4 separate regions of the Homo sapiens genome follow, and all the other regions are linked to region 4. A link is a contact called in ENCODE Hi-C or POLR2A ChIA-PET data. All regions are on one chromosome and are shown on one strand. The core of a region is the stretch at or near the end of the contact, and the rest is flanking DNA. Distances in the headings are between cores, read along the strand shown. Region 1 holds the start of CHMP1B (charged multivesicular body protein 1B). Region 2 holds the start of AFG3L2 (AFG3 like matrix AAA peptidase subunit 2). Region 3 holds the start of IMPA2 (inositol monophosphatase 2). Region 4 holds the start of MTCL1 (microtubule crosslinking factor 1).

The links. A loop is a pair of places that touch in the nucleus more often than their neighbours do. ChIA-PET counts read pairs that join two places held with the same protein, here RNA polymerase II (POLR2A). Pooled maps may share reads with other maps.
Region 1: a loop to region 4 is called in a map of tibial artery, with 8 times the contacts of the local background. The contact joins the promoter of CHMP1B here to the promoter of MTCL1 in region 4. A Hi-C loop is called at or near these places in 1 of 168 maps with a recorded cell type or tissue (tibial artery) and 8 of 50 pooled maps. POLR2A ChIA-PET finds 5 or more read pairs at or near these places in 1 of 52 experiments (naive thymus-derived CD4-positive, alpha-beta T cell).
Region 2: a map of B cell shows a loop between it and region 4 (10-fold over the local background). The contact joins the promoter of AFG3L2 here to the promoter of MTCL1 in region 4. A Hi-C loop is called at or near these places in 2 of 168 maps with a recorded cell type or tissue (B cell and CD4-positive, alpha-beta T cell) and 4 of 50 pooled maps.
Region 3: a map of ascending aorta shows a loop between it and region 4 (7-fold over the local background). The contact joins the promoter of IMPA2 here to the promoter of MTCL1 in region 4. A Hi-C loop is called at or near these places in 3 of 168 maps with a recorded cell type or tissue (CD4-positive, alpha-beta T cell, ascending aorta and naive thymus-derived CD4-positive, alpha-beta T cell) and 12 of 50 pooled maps. POLR2A ChIA-PET finds 5 or more read pairs at or near these places in 2 of 52 experiments (PC-3 and T-cell).

What each region holds. Positions count from the first base shown.
Region 1 is chr18:11,850,096-11,853,162 of GRCh38, reverse strand. It overlaps CHMP1B (charged multivesicular body protein 1B), which reads right to left and starts at 1,750. Exons shown (of 1, transcript NM_020412.5): 1 at 1-1,750. The coding sequence starts at 1,651. The coding sequence ends at 1,052. The region is part of intron 5 of GNAL (G protein subunit alpha L); the gene reads right to left. RefSeq lists a silencer at 1,039-1,333 and enhancers at 1,340-1,389, 1,658-1,897.
Region 2 is chr18:12,375,956-12,379,075 of GRCh38, reverse strand. It overlaps AFG3L2 (AFG3 like matrix AAA peptidase subunit 2), which reads left to right and starts at 1,849. Exons shown (of 17, transcript NM_006796.3): 1 at 1,849-2,107. The coding sequence starts at 1,994. RefSeq lists enhancers at 551-1,080, 1,081-1,612 and a silencer at 1,385-2,284.
Region 3 is chr18:11,979,983-11,983,372 of GRCh38, reverse strand. It overlaps IMPA2 (inositol monophosphatase 2), which reads right to left and starts at 1,866. Exons shown (of 8, transcript NM_014214.3): 1 at 1,608-1,866. The coding sequence starts at 1,703. RefSeq lists silencers at 1,329-2,808, 2,649-2,943.
Region 4 is chr18:8,703,916-8,707,457 of GRCh38, reverse strand. It overlaps MTCL1 (microtubule crosslinking factor 1), which reads right to left and starts at 1,902. Exons shown (of 15, transcript NM_001395333.1): 1 at 745-1,902. The coding sequence starts at 1,797. GACAT2 (gastric cancer associated transcript 2) reads left to right here. Exons shown (of 2, transcript NR_120598.1): 1 at 1-388. RefSeq lists silencers at 1,678-1,737, 2,118-2,557.

The DNA of each region.
Region 1 (3,067 bases), core at 501-3,000, 3.1 Mb before region 4:
TGCTTTTGGACAAATTAATAAATGCAAATTAGAACTTAAAACGCAGTTCTAATTTTATTTCTATTTTTGGTTGTTAAAATCAAAACAAAACCTACACACACACAGTCCTAGGGTTTTCTCAAACGAAATCAACAGTTCTTTGGCAATGTTAAGAGTGTGTAACATGACTGCCATGCTAATTAGCATAATTTATAAGACTTCTAATAGTGTTGAAACAGGAAAATAACTATAAACTTGTTAGAGAAGTTCGTTTGAAAGACACTGTCAAATGTCACACTAAGTCTTTTTAAAAACTCAATTTAGTAAGTAGAAAATATAAATGAACAAATTTAATTTTTCCAGATAATAAAGGAAGTTATTCGGCATTTTTCCCAGTTACGCAAAGACAATTATCACGTGAAAAATTTATAGAATGTAAGCAGTAAGAGAGTATTATGCAAAAATATCCTAAGGTAATTTCAGTATAAATTATAGGACCACATTTATTAATAATATACGTTATGAGAACAATCATTTGCAGTCTCACTGTGAAGGCAAAAAAAAAAAAAACAAAAACCAAAACCCAAAGGATAAACAGAAATAGCACAGTCCACCGAATACACTGCATGGTGTTTATAACTGTATAACCAAACTAAGTAATCTTTCCCCTCTCTTTAACTTTTATGCACCACCTGCCATTCTAGATACTATCAATCACACTAAATAATAATAAAAACCAACCACCTTCAATCTGATCATTCTGGGCAGGAAACTGAATACAGTTTTGACCAGATCTTCGAGAAAGATTCATATACACGAAATTAACTAGTTCTGTTAAAAGGCTGCTATAAAAATACCATCATTACGAGCTATACAGAACTTTAGAATCCAGCTAAGAGTGCAGAAATACTGAATTTCTTAATTTATGTGGAGGGGGCTGTAAACCCAAAGGTAGAAGGGCATTTCAGCATTCTGGCGTGTTCAGAGTTTCTAGGGTATAGTATCTCTCTAACACACAGAGAGCATTTCAAAGGGTGGCTATGGCCAGGAAACCTCAGAGCGGGTTCTGCCGTCACACTTGATCCCGAAGGCGGGCCAGTCTCTGAGACAGTTCATCCTGCTCCGCCGAAGCCACGCTCGTGCCCACGGAGCCGGTCTGGCCCTGCGGCAGCTCCATGTTGAGGTCGAGGCCCGCCTCATCTGCCATTTCCTGGAGCAGCATATCCACTTGGTTCTGGGGAGTGGTGAGCGTCGTCGTGCTGCTCATCGTGTCTTCCATTTGCTGCGTCTGGACGTCCAGAGTCTCAAACTGGTGCTCGAATTTGTCCATCAAAGCAGAAATCTTCTCCAGATTCATGGTCTTCAATGTCGCATCCATCGACTTAACCACACCAGCCATCGACTTGGTCACCTTGCCCATCGTCACCGCCGTCTGGACCCTGGCAGCCACTGCATCGACTCGCGCACTCATTCTCAAGAAATTCACCGCCTGGTTCTTCTGGCGGATGGCATTTTCGGCGTGTATCCTCGCAACTTCCATGTTGCCCTTCTGAATGGCCTTTTTAATTTTGGCCTTTTCGGCCTTTTCCTCCTTATCGCATTTTTTGGCACTCCTACTCAGTTCTTTGGCCGCGAACTTCAGGTTGAACAGGTGTTTCTCCATGTTAGACATAGTCGGACGGCTCCTTTGGGTCGGCGGCCCGGCTGAGAAGCGCGCCGAAGGCAGAGAAGGTAAGGTAAGTCCGCTCCCGGCCGCCGCTCCTTTGTTTTGGTCCCACTTCCTGTTTCTACTGTGAGCGGCGCAGGTGGTGACGTCAGAGCCCAGCGCCAAAGGCGGAGCCTGCGGGACGGAAGGCGCCGGGGTGGGGCCTGTGGGACGTAAGACGCCAGGGGCTGCGCATGCAGGGGGATTCTGGCTGGACGCTCCGGCGCTGCGGCGGGGAACGCTCGCTTCCTGCGCTGCGTTCTACCCGGTTTTTAAAATTCTAACGCATTAGTCAATTCACAAAAATTAGTGCCCCCACGCACTTTCCTAGTAATAAATCTACCGAAGTAGACAGGATCTGTGGAGACCCGCGTGTAAAATTACCCACGCTCCAAACTTGGCAGGCTTTATAAAGGGTGACTGGCTAGCGGGCTAAAAACCAGCCAAACATCAGCTAGGTCTTCGCACTAACGCTTGCTTTATTAGCATGGGTAATTTCCACTTTCTCAGGGGAACTGGAAACCATGGATACATTAAAAACAAAAACATTAAAACACATTAAAAACAAACGGGTCATTGACGCGTCTCCATCTTTGACTACAATTTGTGCTAGAGTTCTGTAATATCCTTTTATTGCATTGAGTGAAAATAATCTTCAAAACTGTGGCACCACCAAATTTATACTTTGTCTGGAAGTTCAGCTTCTAGGTGAGTTGCCAGCAATTATCCAAAAATCGTCCCGTGGTTTAGTAATAAAAAGACCCATCTTTTGCTGACACCATTCTGTCTTTTTGATGTTTTATAAATATCCAAGGAACTTCACTCACATTTAAGTTTGACAGGCTAAACTGTCATTTTAAATTATGCAGGCAGAGTATGTTGAGATATCAGGACCCACACCCACGGGCATACATCAAAACTGTCACTATGTATTACGCCCTTTAAAAATGCTGGCTTTCAAATGGCAGCAATGTGTGCTGTCACTTTTCTCTTTAGAAAGATTCCTCCGATACAGCAATAACAATGTGAGAAGACCAAATCTGCCCTAATGAGGTAGGCTGAAAATGAACTCTGAGAGCGAATTCTGTTTAGAGATCATTTTAATCTAGCAGCCTGCCACCTCGCTTAGCTTCCTGTGATAGCTTGCCAGTCAGTTTCACAACACAAGACCTTCTGAAGACATAGCTCTGATGTTTTCACTCTCTTGCTCCAAACCCCGGGCATGGAGGCTAAACCTGCTGTGCAGCATGCTGGCTCGTCTTTCGCGCCCCTCCACCTCCGCCAGTCAAAGCAAACCGCAGCATGGAATTTGAGCATTATTTGCGTCATTCGGCCAGCGGGGAGAATGTGACTGACGCCCGGTCCTGTGGCTATGCTGTTCCT
Region 2 (3,120 bases), core at 600-3,099, 3.7 Mb before region 4:
CTTTTTTGAAGCCGAGGTCTTTGTTTTGCCCAGGCTTGTCTGGAACTCTTGGGCTCAAGTGATCCTCTCACCTCAGCCTATTTCTGATACTGATTTCTAATTTAATTTCATTGTGGATAGAAAATATGTTTTATATGACTTGACTCCTCTTAATATTTTTATGGCCTACAATATGGTTTATTTTGATAAGTGCTCTGTGAAAACTTGAAAATAATGTGTATTCTGTTGTTATGAGTAGTTTTCTATAAATGTCTATTTGATTTAGTTGGTTGTGTTTAAGTCTTCTATATACTTACTATTTTCCTGTCTAATTGTTCTGTCAATTATCAAAAGAAGGATTTGAAATCTCCAAATATAATTGGAAGTTGTGGTTCTGTCAGTCTTTGCTCCATGTATTTTAAGCTTCTGTTAATGGGAACAAAGATGTTTAGGGTTGTTATGTCCTACTGATGAACTGACCCCTTTATAATAATAATAATAATAATAATAATAATAATAATAATTCTCTTGGCCAGATGTGGGTGGCTCACATCTGTAATCCCAGCACTTTGGGAGGCTGAGTCAGGAGGATTGCTTAAAGCCAGGAGTTTGAGACTAGCCTGGGCAACAAAGTGAGACTTCAACTCTACACAAAATAAAAAAAGTCGAGTGTGGTCGAGCGTGTGTGGTCCCAGCTACTTGGGAGGCTGAGGCAGGAGGATCCCTTGAGCCCAGGAGTTAGAGGCTGCAGTGAGCTACGATTGCACCATGGCATTCCAGCCTAAGTGACAGACTGAGACCCTGTCTCTGGAAAAGAAACCCGATCCTCTTCATCCTTAGTGATATTCTTTTCCCTGCAATTAATTTTCTTTGGAATTTCCTTGCCCTAAAATCTATTTGTCTACTCAGTTTTCTTTTGTGTGAGCATGGTATGATGGTGTATCTGGTATATCTTTTTGTTATTGTTTTACTGCCACTGGGGTAATCACAGGACTCACCTGGTTTTGTCTCCTGTCTCTCAAGGATTACTGTCCTTTGCCTGAGGTCCAGCGTCGCCAGCCTGGGCGACAGAGCGAGAGCCCGTCTCAGAAAAACCCCCAAGTCCCCCACCTCAGTTCAAAGACCTCTCCTTTTTCCTCCGCTGTCACGGTACAGGAAACAATGTGTAGTTTCCACTACCTGGAAGACTCGACTTGCTCTCCGAGAACCAGTTCCCCGACAGGGTTCCTAGAGCGCAGGCTGCACGGCACAGCCCCAACATTCCCTGCTGCTTGTGAATCTTCGCATCGCCCTCCCAGGGGTCAGGAATGTGTGCTTCGGTGTCTCCAGAGCCTAGCACCACCCCATGACTCAGCTGGCGCTCGGAGGGTCCTTCCATCTGCCGCCGCTGGGGCCTTCGCTACTTCCCCCTCGCTCCTACTGGCTGGCCCACCCGGCTGCCCAGGCTCGGAAGCCCAGGATCCCAGTCACGCGTCTCCCCTTAGTCCCCGCCTCCAGCCACGCCCCCCACACCCCTCCGTCGGCCCCGCCTCCAGCTCCTGCTCGCTCTCCTAGTCCTTCCTCGGCCCCACCTCCAGCCACGCCCCCCACGTGCGCCATCAGCCCCGCCCCCAGCTCTCGCTCGCCCTCCCGAGTCCTCCCTCGGCCCGGTCCCCGCCTCTAGCTCCCCCTTGCCCTCCAGGGTCCTTCTCGGCCCCGCCTCCTGCCGCGCCCCCAACGCTGCTCCGTCGGCCCCCGCCTCCGGTCCCGCCCCCATGCTCCTCCCATTTGGTCCTGTCTTCTGCACTGGCGGAGGTCGCGGCGGGCCTCGGAGAGGAGACGCCGACGTCAGCGCGCCGGGGCGGGGCTGGCGGCAGGAGACGCCGCGTTGAGAGCTTGGGCTCCTCCGTGAGCCGCCGGCGCGCTTCGCTGCCTGGCGGCCTTTCCCCGAGCCGAGCCCGCTTCCCGAGGCCGCCAGTCGTCGCCTGCCCGCGCCTGCGCAGCGTCCCGGGCCGAGAGGGCCACGGCGGCGGCCATGGCGCACCGCTGTTTGCGGCTGTGGGGCCGGGGCGGCTGCTGGCCCCGCGGCCTACAGCAGCTCCTCGTGCCTGGCGGCGTGGGCCCGGGCGAGCAGCCCTGCCTCCGGACGGTGAGTCCTACCTGGGCGCCCGGCGCCCTCCACCCTGCCTCGGGCCCACTTCCGGCTCGGGAGAGCGGACGTCAAGGTCACTGGCCCCCGCCCTCCGGCCGCACGCGGGCCGTCCCTGCCGAGGGCCTGGGCGCCCTGCGCTGTCTCTCAGCCGGCCCCGGGAGCGCCGATTCGCGCTCAGCCCTGCCTGTGGGATTCAAGTTTTGAAAACGCGCAGCTTCAGTAGAGCCGGGTTTTCGCGCTTCACCGGGGCGGTTGAAGCCTCGAAGGTCATGTTGGCTTGGTGGCCGTCCTTGTCCCCGCTTTCGTGTCCCCGGAGCACGGAACGAAGGCGTCTGTAATTTTGAGTCAGCAGCACGAGCACGATGTAGTCGCAAGGACGGGTTTTGGAGTCGGGCTGCCTAACCTCTCCGAGTCTCCGTGTTCCCGTCTGTTGAATGGGGCCATTGCGGGCATTCCAGGACTGGCAGTATTAGCTATTATTATTAAGAATGTCACCTTTTCATAGCAGGGACTCTGTGTTCGTTGCATATCAGGGCCTGCTCTCAGCAGGAGGCTCTTTCTCTGTTGGTAGCCATCCCTCTAGATACACACACGGGACCTGATACGTGTTTCTGACATAATGATAGAGTGTTGACAGAACCATGGCCGTGATCAGTCTCAATGAAAGGTTCACGTGTCGAATAGTCGCTCTCACTGTTTAAGTGACACGGTTCCTCAGCCTTGCACTGGTGTACGGGTGGTGGTTGAGGTCCCCGGGTCGGCCACGGGAACCTGGCTTGGCCTCCTGCTATCCCAGCGCCCTTGTAGTCAGCTCAACGTCTTCACTGTAAGGGGAGATAGGCTAGTGCCGGGGCTCACGCCTGCGATCCCAGCACTTAGGGAGGCCGAGGCGGGAGAATCGCTTGACTCCAGGAGTTGGAAACCAGCTTGGGTAGGGTAGCAGACCCTCCGATCTACGATTTTTATTTTTATTTTTATTTTTTAAGAGACGGGGTTTTGCTTCTTCGCCC
Region 3 (3,390 bases), core at 617-3,116, 3.3 Mb before region 4:
TTTTACAGTAGAACCTAAAAGTTCCTAAATATCTGGCTGATGCTTGCTCTGGAAGGAAAGCTGGGAGGCAGGGAAGGATGGAAGGAGAACCCGTGTTCCATGCACACAGCAGCTCTGCTTTCCAGGAAGAACGCTTGCACTGAAGCTACAAGCTTCATCTGCCTTGCAGGAAGGTTTAGGGTCCTCCTTTTCCTACAGGAGGGAAAGGTCAAAGGGTGGAGTTTCGCAACACTCTTAAATTCATTCATTCTTTACGGTCTGAGGCTTGGGTTCTTCAAACTACAAAGGGAAGGAAGGCCCTTCAACAAAAAATGAGTCTACTTAGTATTGCAGATTAATTTTTAAACAGGATTAGAGGATTTGCACCAAGGTAAAGCACTATCCACTTTATGACGACTCACTTCAAATTTAAGATTGATAACAGTCCGATTTCAACATCTAGGGAAACTGGTAGAGCATTTTCGGACTGTCAGACCTCAAAAAAGAAAACAAATGTTTGAATATAAAAGGCCAATCTGCTCTCAGCACACCTCCTGTCTCTAAAATCCCCGAAAACAATCACTTTTTTTTTTTTTTTTTGAGACGGAGTTTTGTTCTTGTTGCCCAGGCTGGTGTGCAATGGCGCGATCTCAGCTCACTGCAACCTTCGCCTCCCAGGTTCAAGTGATTCTCCTGCCTCAGCCTCCCAAATAGCTGGAACTAAGGCACGCGCCACCATGCCCAGCTAATTTTGTATTTTCAGTAGAGACGGGGTTTCACCATGTTGGTCAGGCTGGTCTCGAACTCCTGACCTCAAGTGGTCCACCCGCCTCGGCCTCCCAAAGTGCTGGGATTACAGGCGTGAGCCACTGCGCCCGGCCCACAATCACATCCTAAGAGACAAACATGGAGTAAGCCATCTTACAGTCCTGGGAGAACCAACACTCGCTTGCCTACCACTACCGTCGGTGTGTCAGGCACTGCTAAAGGTACTGAGGAAAGTGGAAGGAACAATCACAAAAATGAAAAAGAGAAGAGAGGAACTGCACTCCATTTTAAACTCTGCTCGCTGGTTTTCGGTAGCTCTGCGGCTCGGTTTTCATCCTTCCGGGCAGTGTAACAAGTTCCTCCTGAACTCTGAGTCCGTGGCCGTCGCGGAGCTGAGCCACTTTCAGGGTGTGGGTCAGAGTAAGTTTGGGTTGAGGATGCTGCAGCCAGGACAATCAAACGGCAGCCCAGCCAGATCCCCACGCGGCTGGGGCTTAGCCCCGGGCTTCCTACCGCGAGCTGAATCCGTTCATAGGTCCTTAAAAATCAACAGCCCCGTACGCTACCCCTGGAGAGATTTCTACATTCTGACCACTCACTCAAACGCAAAGGTCACGTTAGCCGCTGAACTCCAAAGCAGAGGGGCTCGCCGCCAGGGCTCCGGGAGTTGGAGAAGGGCGCGGGAGGTGTGTCCAGGACACCAGCACAAAGGCTCCTTTCACCGCTCCGCGCCCCGCGCCCTCGGGTGCGGACCCTGGGCGCCCGCCGGCTGCGCGCCAGGACCCCGCCACTCCAGGCGGCTCCCAAGGCCCACGCGCTTCTGCTCCGCCCGGACTTCCGAGCCCAGCCGTGGCGCTCACCTGTCCTGCCCGCAGCGCCAGCTGCACGGCCGCCTGGAAGCACTCCTCCCAGGGGCCGGCCGCCAGCGCCGCCTGGTCCTCGCCGCTCGGCTTCATCGCGGCCTCGCCGGGCCCCTCCACCTCCAGCCCCCCTCGGCGGGACTCCGGCTCCCACCGGATCCCGCCGTCCCGCCGCCAGGCTCCACACTCCCTGTGCCTGCTCCCGCAGCTCTGTGCCTAGTCCGCCGCCCGTCCCACACCTGCGCTGGCGGGAAGGGCAGCCAGCGGGCCGCGGGAGCCGTGCGTCCTGCTTTCCGCTCCCCACCCTCCGCCCCGCCCCGTGCCGAGCCCAGCCCAGCTCCCCGCCCCGCTCCCCGCCCAGCTCCCTGCTCCCGCGTCCGGCCCCGCTCTGCATTCCCCACCTCGCCCCTCGCAGAGCTCGGCCCCGCCCATTCCCCCCTCTTCCCCGCCCCTTGACGCTCCCGGCCCCGCCCCGCACCCGTTGCTGCTCCTGGCCTCTTCCCGCGCCGTGCCCGGCCCCGTCCTGCACCGCCCCTCCCGCTCCCGGCTGCGCCCCGTACCTGGCCCCGCCCCTCTGGGCTAGCCCTGAACACAAATCAGTGCCGAGCCTGGTCCCTCTCCGCTCCGCGCTTTACCTCCAGCCCCGCCCCTGTGGTGCAGCATCACCCTCCCCGCTCGAGGCGGACCCAACCCTGCTCCGCCGTGCCCCGTCCCGCAGCGCGCAGAGCGGGCTCCAACTCCTCTGAGCCTCGAGCCCCGCCTCCCTCAAGTTGAGCCGGGCCCGTGTCCAAGCCCCGCCCCACCGCCGCGCGCTGAGACAGGCCCCACCCCCGGCTCGTGCAGAACTCCGTACTGTTCTGGGTCAAGCGCGCGGAGGGCGGCTTGGGCCACCGCAGAGCTGGGAGGGAGGAGCTAGGAGCGGCTGTTTTGGGGGCCCGGGGCAGCTACTGTCTGGGTGGGACCGTGCGGTGCCGGCCCAGCCCCGGAGGTGCCGGGGAGCGTCCCGTCCGCGGATCCCCGCGCACGTGGTGCCGGGCGTCCCTTCATGGTCTGTGGCCGGATTCGGGCTCGAGCGCCAGGGGCGGCTGGGCCAGCACCTTCCGACCGGTCGCTTTTTGTTCGCGGAGGCCGCTGGGCGCTAGGCGTCGTTCTCGGCCTCGCAGGAGCTCAGACCGCCGAGCGCACAAGGCCGCAGTGTTCCTGCAAGCGGCCGCCCCGCGCGGCAAGTTTGGTCGCAAACAAGCTCTCCCTCCGCTAACCCCAAACACTGCGAGGACAGCGGCTGGACTTTATAAACTCTTCACACCCAAAACTCGAATTTGGAGACGGAACTGTGATTGCGATGAGCCTCTGTAGTGAGGAATGACCTTTCCAACCTTGGATTCTCTTGCTGGCCCATGTAAACATAAATAGGAGGCATTTCCCGAAAGAGTGGCCGCGTGGTTTCCAAGGTTAATTTCATAAGCCGCTCTGCCTGCCCGTTTTATAAAAGATGCTAACCCACGTAAAATTATTCTGGAGTGCCACTTCGGAGTCTGGGAGAATAATGGGAGTTTGTACAAGAACCTTGATGGGGCATTTTTTACACACTTAACCTAATAATGAAATTAAACGTTTTTAGTTTTTGAGTACTTTATGCTGAAACACCTTGTGGAGAAACTTTAAGTGTACCGTATAAGAGACAAAAAGTACAAACAGGAGGAATTACAAACAGGAAATACAAACACGCAGATATGGGTACAACTTTAGGGACTCTGGCCTCACCCAGAGCCCTAATCCTACG
Region 4 (3,542 bases), core at 653-3,152:
GCCCGCAGGCCCTGCCGGAAAATACTCAGAGAGTGCAGCAGGCGCCGCGATTCCTTAGAAAGTGCTGGCGTGGCCTCTCCTGACACAGAAAGCCGGCTCCTGGATGCTTACAAAGGACTGGCCCGCGCAACACCGTTGCTCCTCAACCCGGGCCACACTCCAAGGACCTCTACTGAGCTTCAGCTTGCTCACCGAAAACGGCGCGGCCCCCTCTACCCGGGATGTCGGAGCCCAGGAGACCCTGAGAGCCCCCAGCTCTTTCCGTAATTGCAGGAGAAGGGGCAAGCGGGTCCGTAGCCGGGGGCCCTCCAGTGGCATTATCCTGAACCGCCACGCCCGCACGTGGCCCGGCTAGAGCTCCCTGGCGAAGGATCACCTGTTCCTACAGGTGAGGCTGGCACGTTCTGAGCGGGGATGGGGGCGTCCGCTGATGTCCCCAAAACGATTACAGCCTCCTCTGCCCCAACAGGTCAACAAAAGTAAAAGTATCAGCGAAGAGACGCAAGAGTTCTAGACGCGAGAAAAGAGAAGTGGGTTGCGAACTGGCGGGGTCCCACAGGTCTTGCTTCTCCTTCCAGAAGTTTGGGCTTAAGTTGCCAATGCCTGACAATGCGGGGGTAGGACCGTGGAGAGCAGGAGGGAGAAGGCGCTGGACAGGCCCGGGAAGGAGGGGTTGGCGGGTCCCCGCCGCAGCCAGGCCCTCCGGGGGCGCCCCGGGACACCTGCGGCCGAGGCGCGGCTCACCTTGAGATAGTCGTTCTCCGAGCGCAGCTCCTCCATCTCCCGCAGCAGCTCTTCTTCCTCCGCCGCTGGCACGAGCCGAGACTGCTCGCCCAGGCTGGGCTCCTTGGGGGTCCCGGGGACTGGTCGCTCCGGTGGCGAGCGCCCCCGGACATCCTCCGCCACGCCGGGCCCCGCGAAACCCCCCGAAACCCCGCTCGGGATGCTCCGGCCCCCGGGACAGGCGCCCGCGGCGAGGGGCGCGGCGAGGAGCGCTGGGGGCTCGGGGCTGCCCGGCGGCGCTCCTCGGGCTGCGGGGCTCGGCGTCGGCGCTCCTCGTGGGGGTTCACGGTCGCTGGAGCCCGTGCCGGATTCGGCGTCGCTGCTGGCGGCAGGGAGCAGGCGCTGCTCGTCGGACAGGGGTTCGGAGGGGCAGTCAGAGAGGTCGGAGCTGCTGTCCGTGTGGCTGATGCGCGAGCAGCGGGCCGGGGACCCGGCCACCGAGGTCACCGCGAGGGTCACGGCAGGGATCCGGGCGGCCGGGGTCGGGGGGCCGACGGTGCGGGCGGGTGGCGCCCGGGAGCCGCGCTTGGCTTTGCGGCCCTTGGCAGCGGCAGACGGCGGCTCGGCTCCGGGAGGCTTCCCAGCCCGGGACAGCGGCTCCGCGGGCGCCACGCGCGCCGCCCTCCTGCTTCCCAGGGCAGCCTTGGCACCGCCCGCCGCTCTGGCCCCGGCGCCCGGCGGGGGCTTGTCCTTCGCGCCCGGGACGCCGCCACTGCGCCGAGAGAGGCGGCCGGGCGCGGCCAGGGACCCCGGCGAGGGCGGCGCTTTGCCCGCGAGGTTGGGCGAGCGCGGGGCGGCGGGAGCCGGGGCTCGGCCCGAGGAGGGGACGGCCGGGCCGGGCGCGGCGGGCCGGGCGTGCAGGTCCTTGAGGAAGGGTCTGGCGGGCGAGGGCGCACGGTGCAGCCGCCGCCTTTCGGCCACCGGGTGGAGGTGGTGGTGGCGGTGGTGCTGGCCGGGCGGCTGCAGCTTCGCGTCCGGGGCACCTCCGCCCGCGGGGCCGTTCAGTGTCTCCATGGCCGGGTCCGCCGGCAGCAGCTCAGGCAGCAGATGCTCCGGACGACGACGGCGGCGGCGGCGGCGGCGGCGGCGTGCAGCCTCCCCGCGCGCTCTCTCATCACTGTCCCAGCCCCGCCCGGGCTGCGCCCCGCGCTCCCGCCGTCCCCGCCCCCCGCACCCCGGCCCCGAGGATTCCCGCGGGGCTCGCCGCCGCCGCGCTCGCCCCTCGCTGAGGTCACCGCGGATCGAGTTCTCCCGGCTCAGCAGCGCGGCGGCTCCCGGCCGCTCGCATCCCCGGACCTCGCGCTCCGGGCTCGCGGTCACCGGTGCCGCGGCGGCGCTGGCGGCGCGCGCCCGGCTCCCGCGTCCCGCTCCCCGCCCACCGCCGGCCCGCTGCTGCCCGTGCCCGCCCCCGCCGCTCCCGGCTGAGAGAAGCCGCACGCGCGCGCCCCACCTCCCCGCCGCCCAGCGCCCTCGCCCAGGCCCGTGCGCATGCCCCGCCTCCAGCCAGCCGGCGCCGTGCAGGGGAGGGGCGAGGGAAGGGGCGGGGGCTTGCGCTCCCCGGGGGGCGGGCGCCCGGCAGGGGCGGGACCTGCGCGCCCTTGGGAGCAGGCGCAGGCTGGATCCATGGGGCCTCGCTGCCCGGGGACCCTCCTTGCTTTTTGAGGCCCTAGAGACGCTGCCAGGAGCTAGGGAGGAAGGGAAGAGGCGGAGGTGAAGTGGTGGCAAGGGGCGGCGCCGGCCACTTGGGGAAGGCGTGTGCCGCGGCTGACAACACCCCTCTCATGCCTCTCCATCCACCGCCCGCCTCCCCGAGGCCAGTCACCTCCCTCGCTGTCCTCTCCAAGCTGTGCCCCTGGTCCCCGAGCTCCTTTAAGGATCGCTGGTACCCGACGCAGCTCTCGCGTCTAAACGGCACGGCGGGCGCTCCACAGTTGGCACCCCCGTGGCCTCGGGAGCTCAGGAGGAGCTGCTGCCCAAACAGGAGGAGCCCTCGCCAAACCTGGGGGTCAGAAAGGGAACTCACATTTATAGTTCCGGCTGCGAGCCAGGCCTGCTGGCCACTTACTGAGCAGTGTTTTATTTAAGCCTCACCACAGTCCCAGATTGGAATTGCTGTCTTCGGTGAAGACTAGGGCACCGGCGCTGGGAGGTGAAGTCACTTGCCTGCGATGCCTCACCCAGTCCCTAGCTGAGCGGGTTTAAACCCAGGTCTTCAGGATTCCGAGTCCTGCAGGCTTTCCGCTCAGAGCCCGGAGCCCGGCCACCGGTTCTACCACTTGAGTCTCCCATGCGCAAGGCACTAGACCTTTCTGAGCCCCAGTTCCCTCGCCTGTATCATTAAAACGTACTGCCACCTGAGCATGTGTGAAGATTTAGCAAATACCAGAACACACCGTGCAAACTGTAAAGTACAGTTCACATACCATTGGGTGCAGTTTATGTCCCAGGCGTTGGATGTTGGCCAGTGCCCATAGGAATAGGGGCCAGCCTGTCCTCCAGCCCTGGCGTTGCAGGAGGCAGAGGGTCAGGTAATAATTACAAGGAGGAGGGCGGGAGCATAACCCTGCCTGGTGAGGCTCGCATTTTCCTGGAAGGACGGGTTGGTCTCTCAGCTGAGGGCCCAGGACACAGTAGAGCCTGCAGAGAGCAGGGCCCCTGGGCGGGGAGGCAGGTAGGTTAGGGATTAGAGGGGAGACTGGAGGGTGTGTGGCACCAAATATCCTACCAAGGCCGTTGGGCATTATCCTAGAGGCGGTAGC